Regions from separate parts of the Homo sapiens genome. Here all the other regions are linked to region 2. A link is a contact called in ENCODE Hi-C or POLR2A ChIA-PET data. All regions are on one chromosome and are shown on one strand. The core of a region is the stretch at or near the end of the contact, and the rest is flanking DNA. Distances in the headings are between cores, read along the strand shown.

Region 1 (2,700 bases), core at 191-2,690, 480 kb after region 2:
GTACTCACAGTACCTTGATAGTGAGAGCCTCCTTAAATTTTGTGTACAAAATACCTCCCACTTGCCTTACCCTAGGCCTGCCCTGAGGCAGAACCAAAGCTAAGTTCTCTTGTTTATGCAGGTTACATTGGTTTCTATTCAACTTATAAGATATTAATGGTCCTAATCCACTGGAAAAGATTGATTCTGTAAGTCAACAATGAGTGAGGAAGCCCAAATACAAATGCAGCCAGAACGCCAAGATGGTTGACAAGATGAAGCTTCTCCTTGGGCCCATAGACTGGGAGGATATTGGAGACAGTGATTGTGAATCATTTATCTCTGTACTTCCAGCCTAGGCCTTGGACCTGACACTCAGAGGATGCCTGATACTTTTTGAATAATGAATGAGTAAATCAATGAATCCAACAAACAGTGCTTGAGTTTGGAGTTATTCAGTATCTTCTTCCCCTGATGCTTCCTCTTTCGACTTGTTCTCAGTGCTTGGAGAAGGGGGAAGGAAGAGCAGGAAGCCTTGCCAAGCCCCTTGCCAGGGAGGACACAAGCGAAAGAAACTTCAGCAAAAGCTCCCACTCCCAACCTCTCTGGTTGTCATGTCCCTTTGGCCCTTGCTGACTCAGTTCCCTAACCTTCAGATGCCTCCCCTCTGTCCTCTTGGAGGTGGCTGAGGAGAAGTTCTTGCACTCACAGGAGAAGGCCATTCATTCACCTTGACTTTCCTTTCTCAGAGTATTCTCTGGGAAAACTGAGCCCTTTTCATCTGCAATGTAGGAGCTGCCACCCTTTGGAGAATGTCAAGATCCAATTTTACATAAAGGGTTTCTTTTATTTCTTATTTCTATTTAAGGGAGAAAGAGAAGCAAGATTGATCCCAGTTTCTAACACAGATTGAAAATGGAGTTTTGCCAATTTTCTGTGTTTTACACTGCCATGCTCTGCTGGCCAAGGTAGGAGAGAAACAAGCAGCCTGTGTTCCTAGAGCATTTTTCTGAGAGCAGAAAGATGTCAGTTATTTGGATAATTGAGTGTCTGGCTGAAAATTTACCTGTGCCACATCTTTGAATAAAAAGGGTTTTGATTTAAAAATATCAGCAAAACAAACAGGATAACAAAGTAGAAATTTCTTTCTGATTTAATGAAATAACTATTTTTATGAATTATATAAGTAATGTTAATTATGATCCAATTCAATCTGCTTATTTAAACATATTTCATAAAACCCTCTATTAATCAGGAAGCATTTATTAGTCTAGTTTGGGTATACAACTGGCTTTCTTGGCTTTTGTTATCTTTGACAATTCAGATTTGTTACCAGAGATTGTCCACATCAGTGAAGTTTCATGAGCATTTTACCAGGGAAAATGTCTCCTGGAAAGATCCTGACACAGAGTAATTTGTCAGGACCTGCCCTGGCTTGAGAAAGGTGAAGAAGCTGCCTCACTGCTCTGAAAGTACAGGGTAGGTACACTGTGAGCTGTGGAAGGGAATGGAATGTATATGGAAAAGTCTTTTGACAGAGTTCCAAAACAGATGAATCTCCACTTGGTTTTGCAATCTTCAGTAGCATTGAGATCTTTCAGCATGCTGCTTCACGTGATAAAATTTTTAAAAGAGGTGAAGAAATTGGCCTGTGATGCAATAATTCCATCCGTGCCCCAAATATCTTGTAAACAAGGAGAGATTTTGAGTGTAGAGTGACTCTTTTCTTTCAGGAGCTTCCAGGGTAGGGTGGTGCTGAAGGAAAATGTTGACAAAGAACAGGAGTCTGATGAGGGCACTCTTCCTTCCTGCCCAGGGAGTCCTGCCAGCCATTCGTGGGCACCCTGACTCCCCTCACTAAACAAGTCTGGACTCAGAGCTGAGAAGGTATCCAGATGCTCCCTGGCCACAGCATTACTATTGGCTGTAAGTTTAAATTATCTGTCTATTAAGACACCCCTATTCATGGATGAGGGCAACAGAAAGCTAGCAAAACTGGGAAGGTGAGAGAACTCAGGTTTTCTGACACTCAGCTGAAGGAATTTACGTAATTCCCCTCTGCTTTTCATGGCCTGGCCCCAGGTGTTTGTGAAGAAAACATCAGCATATACCACCAATATCAATCATGCATTTTTATGCATCATAAGTAGGAGCTACACCATGATTTACCAAATAACTAGCCTATGAATGCCTTGTGGAGTCTCCTCTTCTCTCATCTCTCTCACTTTCTCCCTCTTCTCTTGTGGCTACCCACATACATACACACACATACACACACACACACACACACACACACACACACACACACACACGTACGTATTATCTGAGCTCCTCTTCAAAATCATCCAGGACCATGCCCACTAAAGTGGTCTCTCCACCCAATGAATTATCAAGCAATCCATATTCTAGAATAATATTTGAGGAGGCTGAGGGGCAGTGTGTGCATGCTTCCTGGCCTTATTCAATCAAGCATTCTGCTCTTGGTTTACTGTTTAATCCACCTTGAGCCTTTAGGTTTCATAAATGAAGTTCGTGAATAATTGCTCGGATAAGAATGGAAGATACGAGGGCTAGTAAGCCTCCTAATTTGTAAGATTGTGTATGCAAACAAAAAGTACCATTCTGGCTTAATGTGGTGTGGAGTATTATTCTCTCCACCAGAGATGTCTTGTTACTCCCAAAAGAATTGGAAGCTCTTAATCGAACACCTCACTACCTTTC
Region 2 (2,700 bases), core at 132-2,631:
CTTTCCAGATTCTTCCTTAGTTCTGTCTTCAGTGGTTATTTTCCTAAAAACCAAGAAGAGGTAGCTCTGGTTCCTAGGTGTAACTCAGCTTTCTTGTAGACAGAAAAGAGGAGTATCCCCCATCATTCAGCTTCTCTTGTACCCCCTCTTTTCTGCAAATTACAGTAAACAAAGGTGAACAGGAGAGATGAGTAAGAACACAAATCTTAACCCAGTCGTTTCTTTCTGCATGGGGTGTGCTGAGTCGTCCTGCCTTTGCCTTCTTGTATTGCACAGAAAAACCTTCAAGCAGCCAAAGGAAAATGCCTCATCTTTGAGTGAAATTCTTGTAGGTATTGCAAAAGGAGTTAGAGGGACTTATCCCGCCTGCACATTTCTACAACATTGTACAAGTTAGAAAATGTTGCTTGTAGATTGTAGTTGACAGTGTTCTTAGAAAAGTAACAACCGTAGCATTTCTTTGAGGTCCTACATTCATTTAGCTTTCTGCTTTCTTCTCCCTTGATTTAGAATTTTATTTTTCCTGAAGAACAATTTTTTATGCTGCCAATGCACACAATGCAAAATAGCAAAAATTTGATTTTTCTCCCACAATTAAACTATACTTTTCTACATTAGGTTAGATATTCGTGGTAAAAAGCAATAATTATGAATTATTGTTTTTTCTCACTTTTTAGAATCTGCACATCTTAAAATAGTTTTAAGCACTTTTAAGGAATTTGCTTCAGTTTGTTTTGGATGACATTTATTTTTTTCCTCCCTCTGAAACAAATATATTTTTTCTTTTTTCTTTTATCCCTCCTCTTTTGTAATTCATATTACCAATGAAAGCCCTTTTGAACAAGCAAACGAAAATCCTGTGATAATTGAAATAGAAGCATCCAAATATGATGTCCTGGTAAATATTTATAAATATGAGATACAGACTTTCTTCTGATGCCCTCAAATGCTGGTCACCATAGAGCACTGAAAAGAATTATGACTCAATAAACTGCATGCTGACATATAACTAAATAAGTAAATAACTGGAGTGAAGGCCAACTGCTGCTTAACAGCTTCCCCAGTTACGTACACACTTTCAAACAAGCATGAAATGTAGGTCTCTGGACATCGCTTAAAAGAACCACAAATAAACAGAGTGTGATCCCACACTCCTATTCCTTCCGGACAGCTAGAAAGCTTGGCTGGGAATTGGGGTGGTTTTTGTTGCTCTTCTGTCCTGTGCACTGTAAACACAAACCCTGCTCAGAGCACCAGGGTCGTGCTGCTGCTGACAGAGTCACTGAGCCTGGAAAAGTGAGGAGTCGAAGAGCCTGTGACCTTTGGCCCATCACCTCACCTCCGATTTTGCAAAGAATCACGCTCCAGACTTGGATACGTCGATTGTAACATCTGGGCTAAGTCAGCCGAAGGGACAGGGAGCCTGATTTGCCAGTTCTCAAGTGTGGCTCTCTTTTTTCACATGCAAGATATATGTTAAGCTCAAGCTCTGCAGTTTGGGGTCAAACAGATGCCAAAATAGTAGAACATTTTCATGGAATACATACCTTTTACATTAAACATAAGGTTGAAGCTGAAAGGCTCGTTAGATGTTATCTATTGTGACTTTTTCTTTCTACATATAAGGAAACTGAGGCAAAGAACAGAGTTCACAATAGAGCTCAAATGCCCTCGTTCTTGGACCACTGCCATCCTTGGACGTTTAACTGTCTGTATCAGTTACCTGTAGCTACATAGCAAACCATTCCAAAAGTAATGATGTCAAACAACAATGATTTATTATTTGTCACAATTCTGTGTTTGCTTAGGCTCACTCAAACCACTAACATGCACCAGGCCAGTTGGCTGGAGGCTGGGCTCACCTGCATGGCTGAGATGGCTGGGCTCTTTCTCTCTACTTGGTCTTTCACCCCAGACTTCTTCACAGCTTGAGGATTCGTGGAAAGAGATCCAAGAGGTCAAGCCCTGGTGGGTGGGCTTTTAATAAATACCCACTTACTGTCTTTGTTGATATCCACTGTCCAAAGCAAATCGCTTAGCCCAACTCAAAATGAAGTGGAAGAGGAATGCACAAGAGTGTGCATCAGTCAGGAGAAGCCTGACCAATTGTGGGGTGGTTACTGCAACAATCTTCTGTACTGCTTATGAAAATGCTCCCCCAAGCGTTCTATATAATAATGGTATCCTGCAAGATAGTAAGCAGCCTTCCTAGCAAAAAGAATCTCCCTAGTCAAGTTTGTAAGAGTTTCTCGAAGAAGAAGAGGTGAAAATGGCATTTTCCAAATGTATTTGACTGAGATTTTCTTTTCCTTGTAAAACAGCTATTAATATCATGGAAAACACTTTTGAAAAGACAAGCCTCGGGCATTAGTACCTACAGGGTATTAGTACTACTACTAATGCCTTATTAAGTCAACAAGACCTTTGCAAAATCCCTGAAGATCTTCTGGTTTTCAGATTCATGTCTTTTCATTTTTTACTGGATCATCTTTTTTTTTTTTTTTTTTTTTTTTTTTTGAGTCTCGCTCTCTCACCCAGGCTGGTGTGTGGTGGCACAATCTCAGCTCACTGCAACTTTCCACCTCCTGGGTTCAAGTGATTCTCATGCCTCAGCCTCCCGAGTAGCTGGGATTTACAGGCACCTGCTACCATGCCCAAGCAATTTTTGTATTTTTATTAGAGACCAGGTTTCACCACATT
Region 3 (2,700 bases), core at 43-2,542, 370 kb after region 2:
GTTACTAAGATTATGTTTGAAAATATTTCATAGGAGTCCAAAATCACAATGCCATCCTAAAACAAATGTTTATTAACCAGCTATTCCATCAGGCTGGTTGAGAAAGAGCGTGTTATACATACATCTCATGATTTATTCTTCAGAGCAAACTTATCTGGAAGAGGGAACAGAAACTCAAAGAAGTTGTCTAAGGTCCAGTACCAGTATTGTCAGAGCAGCGAATTGTCATCCACCAGATATCATTGTATTCTTCTGTTTCAGCTCCTCTCATACAGCGTTTGCCTATGAGTATAGTGTTTGTCTCACTTTATGAGTCCTCTTCACTCGGTGGTGATCATGTGGAGGACAGAATCGTGGAGGACAGAATCATGGCAGATAGTGCTTGAAACCCCTAGAGTAACCCCAAAAGATCTGGGCACAGAGCTTTTGAAAACTTGATTTTAAAAAGAATTTAATATTTGTACTAAATATATACATATTGATCAGTATCTGAATATGTTAATTTCTACATGCACCATTTGCCCAATATTTCATTTCTGATTTAGAAATTTTAGAAAGCACAATATGTGTGCATCTTTAGAAGTATAATTGTAGTCAGCACAATGTAAATTTTTGAAGAGTAAAAACATTTATACTTCAGGAACACAGTATCCCTGGGCAGAGACAAAAGGTACTTACATATATGCCAACTGACAAATGGAAAAATAAGGTCACCAAAGAAACTGTTACAATGGGAATCTTGTGTTTCTGATGTACATGTTCAGTTGGAGACATGAAATTTTCAAGAATCTCCGTCTACAGGAATGATGCCAGCTCTTCTCTCCTGCACATCCTCTCTGTGGATTAATCATCAGGCCCTGGTAACCACAATGTGACCACTATGTGAGGCGCCTTCTTCCCCAAAACAATGAAGTTCTGTCCGATTGTCTTTGGGAGGCATTTACAGCTCGAGGACATTGCTCTGTTTCATTGAAAGTACTCAGCGCTAGCGTCTTGGGACATGGCTGGAAGGGGTGTTGAGCCCGATTGGGTAATAACAGATGTTTCAGTGGGACACTGAGACATTCATACTGCAGGGCACCCAGCAGGGACACATTTTGAAAGGTGAGGAAAAGAAGAGGGAGCTTCACAGAGCATAGTGTGAGCATGCAGACCTATTACTCTGATACAGCCATGAGTGTCACAATCCCAAGTCCCCAGTGGGGTCTTCCCTATATAAAGGCTACATGAGGGAAAGAAGTCCAACTGCTAGATCTTCAACTCTGTTTCAATAACTGAGGAGATAAAATAGTTTCTGTTCATCTGGCTGCATAGGGTTCTGGAATGCAGTAGCTCTGCCCGAGGGGTCACTGCAGAGCACACAGAGGAACATTGTCATTCCCAGAAGAATGTGGCAGCCGCCCTGCACAGTAGGCTTGCCCCCCTCCACCCCCATATCTAAGAGCAGCAACCAAGAGTTCTTAAAATAATAAACAGCTGGCTGTGGGCTCGCTACACAAACTCCACAATTCCGGTACAATTCGACTTGACTGAACAGGTCTTAGACCACAGCACAGGAAACTCCAAGGTCCAAAGGCCTCCCACCCTTGCCCACCATGCCTGGGCACCCTTTAGAATGATTGTCCCAAAGCTTTGTGTCTGGGAGAGTCTCTTCTAGGAAGCAGCCAAGTGCAGAGGAATTCAAAGGCCTCTGTCTTGCTCTCTGTCTTCAGAGTATGGAACTACAAAGGTGGCCGGGGCTCTGAGTCTCTGCAGACCCTCAGAGCTGAAAGCAGAGACAACATCAGGGGAAGATGAGACAGAGCAGGAATCTAGATTCGGCTTATAGCAAAGACCCCTCTCCTGAACTTCTAGAGTGATACTGGGGCAAGCTGACAGTTACAGACTTATCTGCAGTCAGAAAAGCGAAAACAACAGAAGATGGGGAATCAAAGAAGCTGAAATTTGTTTCTGGCTCTGTCATCTGCAGATCATGTCACTCTGGATAGATTATTTAACTTTTCTGTGCCTCAGTTTTTCCATCTATAAAATGGGGATAATAGCAAACTTGTCCTGGGTGCCATGCCCATAGTAGATAACTAATAAATATGAATTATTTAATTAATTAGTGATTGAATGACTAGTACCTACCTCAAAGTTGCTTTGAGGATTAACTGAGGTTAATCTGTGACACTTGTTTCATAAATGGTAAGTCGTGCAGCATTCAGAAAGCACTGCAAAGAAACTGACCTCACTAAGAAGCCCTGAGAAGGGTTTCACAAAATGTGGGGTTTCACAAAATGAGAGCTGCTGAACATTCATTAAATGATATATTAACAGGTATTCAGCAGGGGAAAGTTTCCATGCAACAATATTCAAAACATTGTGAGATAAATTTAGATGGGTTTGGTCCTATATGACTTCTCAGGGTGTGTTGTAAATTTCCAAAAGAAATAAGATGCAGCTTTTTCTAAGCCCACTTGACTGTTGAATCCTTTTCACAAGGTTCTCAAGAAGTGGTGATACATTAGAAGACCCGGCTGGGGAAATGTACTTGTCTGTTCCCGCATTGCTCTAAAGAAATACCTGAGACTGGATAATTTATAAAGAAAAGAGGTTTAATTGGCACATGGTTCTGAAGGCTGTACAGAAAGCATGGCTGGGGAGGCCTTAGGAAACTTACAATCATGGTGGAAGGCGAAGGGAAAGCAGGCACATCTT

What was found. A loop is a pair of places that touch in the nucleus more often than their neighbours do. ChIA-PET counts read pairs that join two places held with the same protein, here RNA polymerase II (POLR2A). Pooled maps may share reads with other maps.
Region 1: a map of IMR-90 shows a loop between it and region 2 (4-fold over the local background). The contact joins two enhancer-like sites. A Hi-C loop is called at or near these places in 1 of 168 maps with a recorded cell type or tissue (IMR-90) and 2 of 50 pooled maps. POLR2A ChIA-PET finds 5 or more read pairs at or near these places in 1 of 52 experiments (AG04450).
Region 3: a loop to region 2 is called in a map of mammary epithelial cell, with 6 times the contacts of the local background. The contact joins two enhancer-like sites. A Hi-C loop is called at or near these places in 2 of 168 maps with a recorded cell type or tissue (IMR-90 and mammary epithelial cell) and 4 of 50 pooled maps.

What each region holds. Positions count from the first base shown.
Region 1 is chr2:19,233,936-19,236,635 of GRCh38, forward strand. No RefSeq gene overlaps it. Among named protein-coding and RNA genes, the nearest start is that of MIR4757, 110 kb to the right of the region's middle. Within about 2 kb of position 1,441, at least 2 of the 41 ENCODE cell types and tissues checked have a DNase peak (open chromatin) inside an H3K27ac peak, as active enhancers do.
Region 2 is chr2:18,751,075-18,753,774 of GRCh38, forward strand. All of the region lies in intron 4 of LOC105373456 (a long non-coding RNA gene), which reads left to right. Among named protein-coding and RNA genes, the nearest start is that of NT5C1B-RDH14, 160 kb to the left of the region's middle. Within about 2 kb of position 1,382, at least 3 of the 41 ENCODE cell types and tissues checked have a DNase peak (open chromatin) inside an H3K27ac peak, as active enhancers do.
Region 3 is chr2:19,120,184-19,122,883 of GRCh38, forward strand. No RefSeq gene overlaps it. Among named protein-coding and RNA genes, the nearest start is that of LINC01376, 95 kb to the left of the region's middle. Within about 2 kb of position 1,293, at least 5 of the 41 ENCODE cell types and tissues checked have a DNase peak (open chromatin) inside an H3K27ac peak, as active enhancers do.